Linked DNA regions of Homo sapiens: region 1 is linked to region 2. Evidence: chromatin loops called from intact Hi-C (ENCODE). Cell type or tissue: thyroid gland. All regions are shown on one strand. Links, peaks and the distances in the headings refer to the core of each region. The heading gives the core; the rest is flanking DNA. Region 1 has its middle 39 kb from the start of SEC24B. Region 2 holds the start of COL25A1 (collagen type XXV alpha 1 chain).

The links. Peaks named below come from ENCODE experiments on the same cell type or tissue, not always from the same donor. Only the 100,000 strongest peaks of a DNase experiment are listed, where the experiment ranks them.
Region 1: a loop joins it to region 2, with 2.2 times the contacts of the local background. A loop is called at or near these places in 8 of 110 quality-filtered maps.

The regions. Positions count from the first base shown.
Region 1 is chr4:109,393,096-109,397,493 of GRCh38, reverse strand. No RefSeq gene overlaps it. Among named protein-coding and RNA genes, the nearest start is that of SEC24B, 39 kb to the left of the region's middle. RefSeq lists enhancers at 3,477-3,977, 3,978-4,398. In thyroid gland, for the core only: no CTCF peak of the experiment used is centred there; no DNase peak of the experiment used is centred there.
Region 2 is chr4:109,300,792-109,305,189 of GRCh38, reverse strand. COL25A1 (collagen type XXV alpha 1 chain) reads left to right here and starts at 2,532. Exons shown (of 38, transcript NM_198721.4): 1 at 2,532-3,021; 2 at 3,115-3,467. The coding sequence starts at 3,171. It overlaps COL25A1-DT (COL25A1 divergent transcript), which reads right to left and starts at 2,155. Exons shown (of 3, transcript NR_160939.1): 1 at 1,863-2,155. RefSeq lists an enhancer at 1,678-2,460. In thyroid gland, for the core only: no CTCF peak of the experiment used is centred there; a DNase peak (open chromatin) is centred at 2,279; H3K4me3 peaks cover 1,831 bases; H3K27ac peaks cover 1,364 bases.

The DNA.
Region 1 (4,398 bases), core at 131-4,130, 92 kb before region 2:
AACAATAGCCTTTTTCTATTGAAGCTCTTTATGCCATAAGTGGGGAGTTGATTTTGTTTGAAGGTAAAATAAAATCTTATTAAAAAGTTGTTTTCCATTTTTTTCTTTTTTATTGTGGTAAAATACATATAAAATTGACCATCTTAGCCATTTTTATGTGTATAATTCAATAGTGTTAAGTATATATACATTGTTATGCAACTAATCTCCAGAATTTTTCATCTTGTAAAACACAACTCTGCCCATTAAACAGTAACTTTCTATTCCCCATCCCCTGACAACTACCATTCTCTTTTCTGAGTTTGACTATTGTAGGTAACTTTTTATAAGTGAAGTTATACAGTATTTGTCTTTTTATGACTGGCTTATTTAATTTAGCAGAATGTTCTCAAGTTTCATCCGTGTTGTAGCATGCATCAGAATTTCCTTCTTTTTTTTTTTTCTTTTTTGCTGGGGTGCTGTGGTGTGATCTTGGCTCACTGCAACATCCACCTCCCAGGTTCAAGTGATTCTCCTGCCTCAGCCTCCCAAGTAGTTGGGATTACAGGCATGTGCCACTATACCCAGCTAATTTTTGTGTTTTTAGTAGAGATGGGGTTTCACCATGTTGAACAGGCTGGTCTTGAACTCCTGACCTCAAGTGATCCATCCACTTCAGCCTTTCAAAGTGCTAGGATTACAGGCATGAGCCACTGTTCCTGGCCAAGAGAAATCTCACCATTTCTGTGGGGTTTTGTTTGTTTGTTTTTTAGAGATAGGGTCTCACTATGTTGACCAGGCTGGTCTTGAACTCCTGGCCTTAAGCGATCCTCCCATCTCGGCCTCCCAAAGTGCTGGGATTACATGCATGAGCCACCCCACCCAGCCTCCTTCCTTTTTAGGACTGAACAATATTTCATCCTATGTGTATATCACATACATTCTTTTTTTAATCCGTTTAACTGTTGATAAACATTGGGTTGTTTCCACCTTTGGCTATTGTGAATAATGCTGCTATGAATATAGGTGTACAAATATTTCTTCAAGACCCTGTTTTCAAATACTTTCTAAGTGTTTTACTAGATTTATCTTATTTGATCCTTACAACAACTTTATAATCAAAGTACTCTTAAGATCCCAGTTTTATTGATGTGGAAACTGAAGCATATAGAGGGTAAGTTATTGTGATTCTAGAACTCCTGTGTTTAACACCACTCTATACTGTTTTCCAACAGAAAATCTAGGTATCTTGCACCAAGAAGTGGAAAATAAAGAAGAGAAATGAGAACCATGTTTGTATTGGCTGTCTATAAAATAAGAGGTAGGCATTAACTTTTATCATTCACTATATTCAAAGAATAATACAGTAAAAATTATATTCAGGCTATATCTCTTCTGACAGAATGAATTCCAGCAGACCCCAGACTTTTTGGCACCAGGGACCAGTTTCGTGGAAGACAAACTGTGTGAGGCATGGTTTCAGGATGAAACTGTTCTGTCTCAGATCATCAGGCATTAGTTAGCTTCTCATAAGGAGCTTGCAGCGTAGATCCTCGCATGTGCAAGTTCACAGTAGGGTCCGCGCTCCTGTGAGAATCTGATGCAGCCACTGATCTGACAGGAGGCGGAGCTCAGGCCGTCATACTGTCCTGCCCGCTGCTTACCTCCTGCTGTGCGGCCTGGTTCCTAACAGGTCATGGACTAGTACCGTCAGTGGCTCAGGGGTTGGGGACCATTGAATTATAAATTTGAGAGCTCTCCTGATAATTCAGGAAAACAACTTGCTTTTGAGTTACCTATCAAAATAAATTTTATTCAGATGATTGCTTTGATATAAATAATCTAGTAAGGCTATTTTGTATTTCCAAAATTAAACTCTCAATTTCCTGTTTGTGTATAATGAAATAGATAAGATGCAAATTAAAAAGGAAAGAGAATGACTGGTCTGTGAAAACCTCATGAAACAGAGCTTCTTGTTTAAACTGTTACTATCTACAATTATTGCTTTTAAGGTATTTCTTATATATTAAAATATCCTGTATAATCATTTGAAATATTATTTTAGGAAGGAAAAATGAGTTTGAACAATAGACTCTTCATTGTTAAATAGCCCCTGTGGGAGATACGGACAGCCTGGTGATGACTGTCACCCCATGGCGTGCATTCCTGTACTATTGATTCGACTGTGTCTTAACTTGCACATATTCCACATATGCTTTTGCAGCACAAATTCCAAAATCTCATGAGAAATGTAAAAATGTGTGCTGGGGACTGTTTCTTAATGGGTTGTCTATAAAGTAAGCGTGTGTGTTGCATATATCTTGATATTTTTTCTTTTTCATTTTTTTCAACTTAGCTGCACATTAAAATCATCCATCTTCCTTGGTCTCAAAACACGGCTGTATTTTCAGGATCAGGAAATAAATATGTTTTTGTTTCCTGCCCCCAAAATAAATTATTTGAGTTGTTTTTCTAGGCTGAATTGTATTTCACTTCCTTTTAGATTTCTTTTACCACCAGACATTTTTTCAGTTAGTGTAAAATTTATACCCAGTAAACACATTTCTTTCAAAAATGTCAAGTCCTTTCTAAAAACAGACACTATTTAATACTTGTTCCACAAAATTATCCTCAAGATAGATGGAGAATGTTTTACCAAGTCTGATTAGTTTTGGTTGTACAAAGATATATGTAGTCATGAATAAATAAAGAACATATTTGAGGCAATTTAAAAATCGTCCCAACTTAAAAATAAGTAAAAGAAAACCTTGCTACTGAGAAAAATACAGAGATTAGAGGTGACGTTTTTATAATTGTTACTCTACTCTGATCATATTTATATGATGGGGTTTTAGGGTGACAGTACTGGAATCTCATCACAGGGATGTCGATGACAATATCTTAAGTTTAATACATGGCTTTTGGTTATGTGACAGGAACTCAACTCAAATTTGTTGAGATATGAAAGTGATTTTATTTACTCACTGAATCCAAGAAAAGGTTGAACAGGCAAAGCTGTGGCTTGGGCCTCAAGAAAAATTGGAACCAGGTCTTCAATTGCTGTCAGCACCTTTGTCTCTGTTTCTTTCTCTGCAAATTTACTCCATCCCTGTCACTGTAGACCAGATTCCTCCATGTGGCAGGAAGCATGGCCCACTGACAACTGCCTGAGTCCTCCACTGTTAACCACTGTACCAGACACTGCTGCTGCCCTAAACATGTGCCCTCGGCCCATCTCTGAGGTCACTTGTTGTTGGAGAATTGTTCATCTATGGGTCCCAGGCCTTCTACCTCAAGCACCTACATCTTTCTGCCTGAGGACGTTCTCTGGCTAGGGGCTGGGGGAAATGGGCTGGGATGGTAGGACAAAAGTGCCAGGTGGTTAATAGGCCCAGGAGTAACCCTCAGCCACAGATGATGGGAATGTGTGCATAAATACGTTTCCTTATACTGCAGGGAGTGCATTGTGAGTTTTGTTCTATAGGCCTCTTAGAGGGTGCCCAGCAGGACTGAACATCTTTTCTTATTGCTTTCTCCTTTCCCTTTCTCACTTCCACACTCTCTTACCATGCTTCCTGGGATCAGCTCCCAAATAAACTGATGGAATCCAAATCCTTGTTTCAGAGTGAGATTTTGAGATAATCCAGACAAGGACAACCACCAAAGAATAACAGGTTTGGGTTTCCTTTGTGACCCAGTGTAAAATCGTGGAGAAATTGTTAGATTGGCTCATCTTAGGTCGAGTGTTTACCCACAGCCCAAGCAGCTGTAGCCATGTCTTGTAAGGACATGGCATTCACATGGCTAGAACACGGAATAAAATATTCTGAGTCAGAGATAAAGGGAGAAAGAAAAGGAGCAGGTTAAAAACACAGGAGGGGCCGGGCGCGGTGGCTCACGCATGTAATCCCAGCACTTTGGGAGGCCGAGGCGGGCGGATCACGGGGTCAGGAGATCGAGACCATCCTGGCTAACAGGGTGAAGCCCCGTCTCTACTAAAAACACAAAAAATTAGCCGGGCGTGTTGGCAGGCGCCTGTAGTCCCAGCTACTCGGGAGGCTGAGGCAGGAGAATGGCGTGAACCCGGCAGGCGGAGCTTGCAGTAAGCCAAGATCGTGCCACTGCACTTCAGCCCGGGCGACAGAGCGAGACTCCGTCTCAAAAAAATAAACAAAAACAAAAACAAAAAAACACACACAGGAGGATATTATTCACAGAAGATAGGATATATTGGGACGGTGAATTGGTTGGGCATATAGGACAATAGATATTTACCCATAACGTATTTAATAGAGTGGTTTATAAAAAGTTTGTTCTGATTCAACGTTTTTTGATAATTTTATTTTAAATTAATTTCAAACTTCATAAAAAGCTGCAAGAATAGTCAAGGAACTCTAATATGCCTATCGCCCAGATTTA
Region 2 (4,398 bases), core at 311-4,310:
CTCAAAGCCACAAAATTCCAACTCTATCTCTCTACTAAGATCTAATAGTGCTGAAGGCTTGCCAGAGTTGTTAATGTACCTTCTCATGGCCAATTTACACAAAGCATGCTATAAGAACATTGCATCATCCAAATTAAATGTGTAACCTACTGTAGGCATCAGTCAAGACAGAAAATGGCTTTTCTACTGAAATTTTAAGAGTGGTATGTTGTCCAAAAGAAAAAGCTCTTTATTCTCATTGTCTCCATACTTCAGAGAAACTGATGTGGAGAGTTTGAGAGGAAGAATGAGCAATGAGGCTAGTGAGATGGTAGACAGGGGGCTTTGTTGTGGGGGTTGAAAGATGTAAGATCTTTGTCCTAAGGACAACCAGAATTATTGAAGGACTCTAAATAGATGAGGAGAGGAGGGCAAGGGAGAAGTCAGGGCCGGCAACTGGGTATTTTGGCTTGGGGAGACTGGATGGATGGCAACTCCATTGGCTGAGATGGGAAACAGAGGAAGCAGACAGAATTTGGAGGTAAGCTGCAGGTTACATTGGAAATGAGAGTGAGACATCCAAACGGAGATGACAAAGAGGCAACTGGCTATATGGATCTGAGGTTCAGGAGAGAGGTTTGGGCTTTTGATATGAATTTATGACTCATCAGTGTAATGGGAACTCTACTGGAGAGAGTATACAGAGAAGATGGAATAGACAGAGACCCAAGGAGCACCAACTTTCAGAGAAATGAAAGAGGAAAAGCCTGCAAATGAGACTAAGGAACAGCTAGAGGTTACAGAAAGAGTTTGTACATTAAAATATTTGTACCCATTATTTGGGTCCTGTTATTGGAAACATGTTTAATCACAATTAAATGTGACTTGAAATTTATCTGTTTTAAAATTTATTTAAAAACGTTGTTTATATTTAAAAGAGGAACAGTAAATCCTCACATCGCAGGGTTATGAGGTTCAAATACAAAAAGTATTTGAAAATATTTTGGAAAGTATTATACCAGTGGTTCTCAAACTTTAGTAGTATATATCAAAATCATTTGGAGGGCTTGTTAAAACACAGATTGCTGTTTTTTTTAAAATTATTATTTCAGTAGTGGTAGTAGCAGTTTCTGATTCAGATCTGTGGTAGGAACCTAGAATTTTAATGTCCAAGTTCTCAGGTGATGCTGATGTTATTGGTCTAGGACCATCCTTTGAGAACCACTGTGTAATACAAATGAATTATGGTTTTGACTTTATAGCCAAATTCATTGAGTTTTCCTCCAATGTTAGTCTCTTTCTTCCTCTAATGCTGTTATTTCCTTACCTTGCTTCACACCTAGCAATATCCGTTTACACATGTGAAAGACCAACTTAGTGAAGTATTTTGTTGACTGTTTACAATAGTAAGCAACGACTTCAGGTTAGCTTAATTAAGGAGAATAGGAAAAATATATGGTTTTTTTTTTTATAGGGAGATAAGAAGGAACTCTTTGGAATAAGAGGTGGGATTTCTGTTTTCCCCAAAGTCAATTAGATGTCAAATGCTACTTGTTACCAACTTTCCAAAATCCCATTAGAGACCTTGTAATTTGATCCAGAGAGAACAGCATTAAGAGTCAGGTAAAAGGAAAAACTGACTTCATTCTTCATTCCTTTCCTAAATCCTGAGAAATGTGTATACCTCAACACTCCCTTTTCCAATCCCGCAAAACAGGGAATCAGGAAAACACATTAGCACCCTAGTACAGACTAGGAATACAGAGCTGGGAGGAGACTCAGTGCCGTCAAGACAAGGAAACTGGGGGAGGGGAAGGAAAACTTCCCCTCGTTGGACAATCTGAGGGCTGCAGTGGGAAGAGAAGGGAAGTGGGGAAATGTACCTCAGACGTCGGCCAGACACTTTGCCTCTGGGCATGTGGGAAAGTGAGGGAGGAGGGAAAAGCGCTGCACCACAGCGAGATAGCAACAGCTCCTGCGGCTGCTTTTGAGTGAAGATCAGTAGAGATAGAGCGTGCCGCTTCACATCTTCCTCCCGGAGGCCATTTCTCCATTTTTATGTGGGATAAAAAGGGGGCGCTGGGCTGAGTCAGTATAAGCCAAAGTTGCCGCCTCTTGCGCAGCCGACCCCGCTTCGGCCCCGGCCCAGGCCAGAGAGGTGGCCCTCGGAGATGCTGAAGTTACTCCGCGCAGGGGGAGGGGTCGCCAGGCTCCTCTCCAATCACGGTGGCCGCTCCAGCTATTTGCATACATTATGCTAATAACAGACCTCCTGCCCCGCTCCCACCCAAGCTTCCCGCCTCCCTTGGGGGTTCCCCGGGCCGGCCCGCGGGCTGGGCCAAGGTGAATACATTATGATAATAAGGCGGGCTCCTGCTTTGCCTTCGGAAGGGGGGCGCGCAGCAGCGGGAGCGGCAGGCCGGACGCCGGGCGCCGGGAGGGGGTCGGGGGAGGGACGTCGTGCTCGGAGCGCGCGCGCACTCACACACTCACACACACACTCACGCGAGCATCGCGAAGGGTATTTAAGGATCGCGCACGCGGGGCTGCGGAGATCCTTCGGGCAGCCGCGACTTCGGCTTCGCGAGTAGCATTGGTTCCTTGGGTTTATTTCGTTTTCCTCTCTCTTCTCCACCTTAGTCGCCCCTTTCGCGCTGCGCTGTAGCGTGCTCTCACAGCCTTTTTGCCTTGAACTGAATGCAGGTGGGAAACAGGTCGGCGTGCCGAAAGACACCGAGTAGGTAGAAATAAGGCAAACTCACAGAGGCGCAACAGGTCCGGTCCTCCGTGGCCAGGGCGAGCCGCGGCCCCGCGTGGCGCCTCGGCCGTTGCCCTCGGACCCTGAGCGGCCACTGTTGGGGCCCTCGAAAGAGGTGTCGGTCCTCTGGGAGTCGGAAGAGCTGTCTGGGTGGGTTTCGTCTTGCTTTTTACCCCACCGCCACCCAGTCCCCGGACGGAGGGTGCTTTTCACTTCCAGCTGGGAGGAGAGAAGAAAGCGGGGATGGTGCACGCCTGCGGGTCTGGACGCTGAGCAAGGCAGGGGTCCGTATCCGCTCGTGGGCTTGACTCCACCAACTAGTTGTGCAGCCACAGGGACTGAACTTTGGAGGAATCGACCTTTTTCTTTCCTTTTAGGATTATTTGAGGTGTAGAGGGTGGGAAGCGAAGCCGAGACGGCCGACCCCGCCACGATGCTGCTGAAGAAGCACGCAGGGAAAGGAGGGGGCCGGGAGCCCAGATCCGAGGACCCGACCCCTGCCGAACAGCATTGTGCCCGGACCATGCCCCCGTGTGCCGTCCTGGCGGCCCTCCTGTCAGTGGTGGCCGTGGTGTCTTGCCTGTACCTGGGTGTGAAAACCAACGACCTCCAGGCGAGGATCGCCGCTCTCGAATCCGCCAAAGGGGCCCCTTCCATTCATCTGCTGCCTGATACCCTGGATCACCTCAAGACTATGGTGCAAGAGAAAGTGGAGCGACTTCTGGCTCAGGTGTGAGAGGCTGGGGTATTTTGCACGTGGGTAACATCTTGTACAAGCGTGACTCTGTGTGCATGACTAGCCGCTACCCTTACTGTACCCATACTTGGTGTGGCTGTGTGTGTGCGCGCGCGTGCATGTGTTGGCCAAGGATCTATGCTCACTGTAGCATATATTTATATGTGCACATCCCTTGATGTCCCCATCCCTATCTCTAATCTTCCCTCACTCTCTCTTAATGTTTGCGTGTTAAACACATAGGAAGGTCTAAAAGGGTTCGGAAAGGGCATTTTATCTCTTTTTAGTTGTCCTAAGTCAAACCCAATTGTGGAGAGAATATTTCTTGCAGAGATAGCATCTGTTAAATCTTTTACATGTTGTAAGATGGTTAGGGTCATAGATGTTATTAATATATAAAAAAGGTAATCACTCTTAAATGTAAAATAATGTCATATATAATTTAAAATCAATAATTTCACACGTTGAATCTTTTCATATTAAAAGTTTAAACTTTTTTTTTTTAAAGTAGCTTTATTTTTGGTAAAGGATGCAGTGCCGGGGTATTTATGAATGCAGAGCCCTTGGAATTGAGAGTTGAGAGGAATCTATGTTATGTGTAAGGGTACCTTTAGACTAGAGTAAGGGGGTTTTCTGGAACCTTACCCTAGCCGGGAGCCTATTTGGCAGTAGTTGCAGCCTAGCATGATAAATAAAGCAGTTGACCTTCATGTATAAAATATTGGCTGTTATTGGTAAGCCACAGCTTACCTAATACTGCAACATTTTAGTGCTAGGTTTTTACATTGACTGCATATGCTTGAGCTGAGGGAGAGAGTGGTGGTAGAGAAGAATGGAGAAAGATGTTATACAAGTCCAGCAATCTTGATACCCTATCAGTGGTCATTTTCTTTTTTTAGGACTTAGGCATGGTTACTTTCTTGAC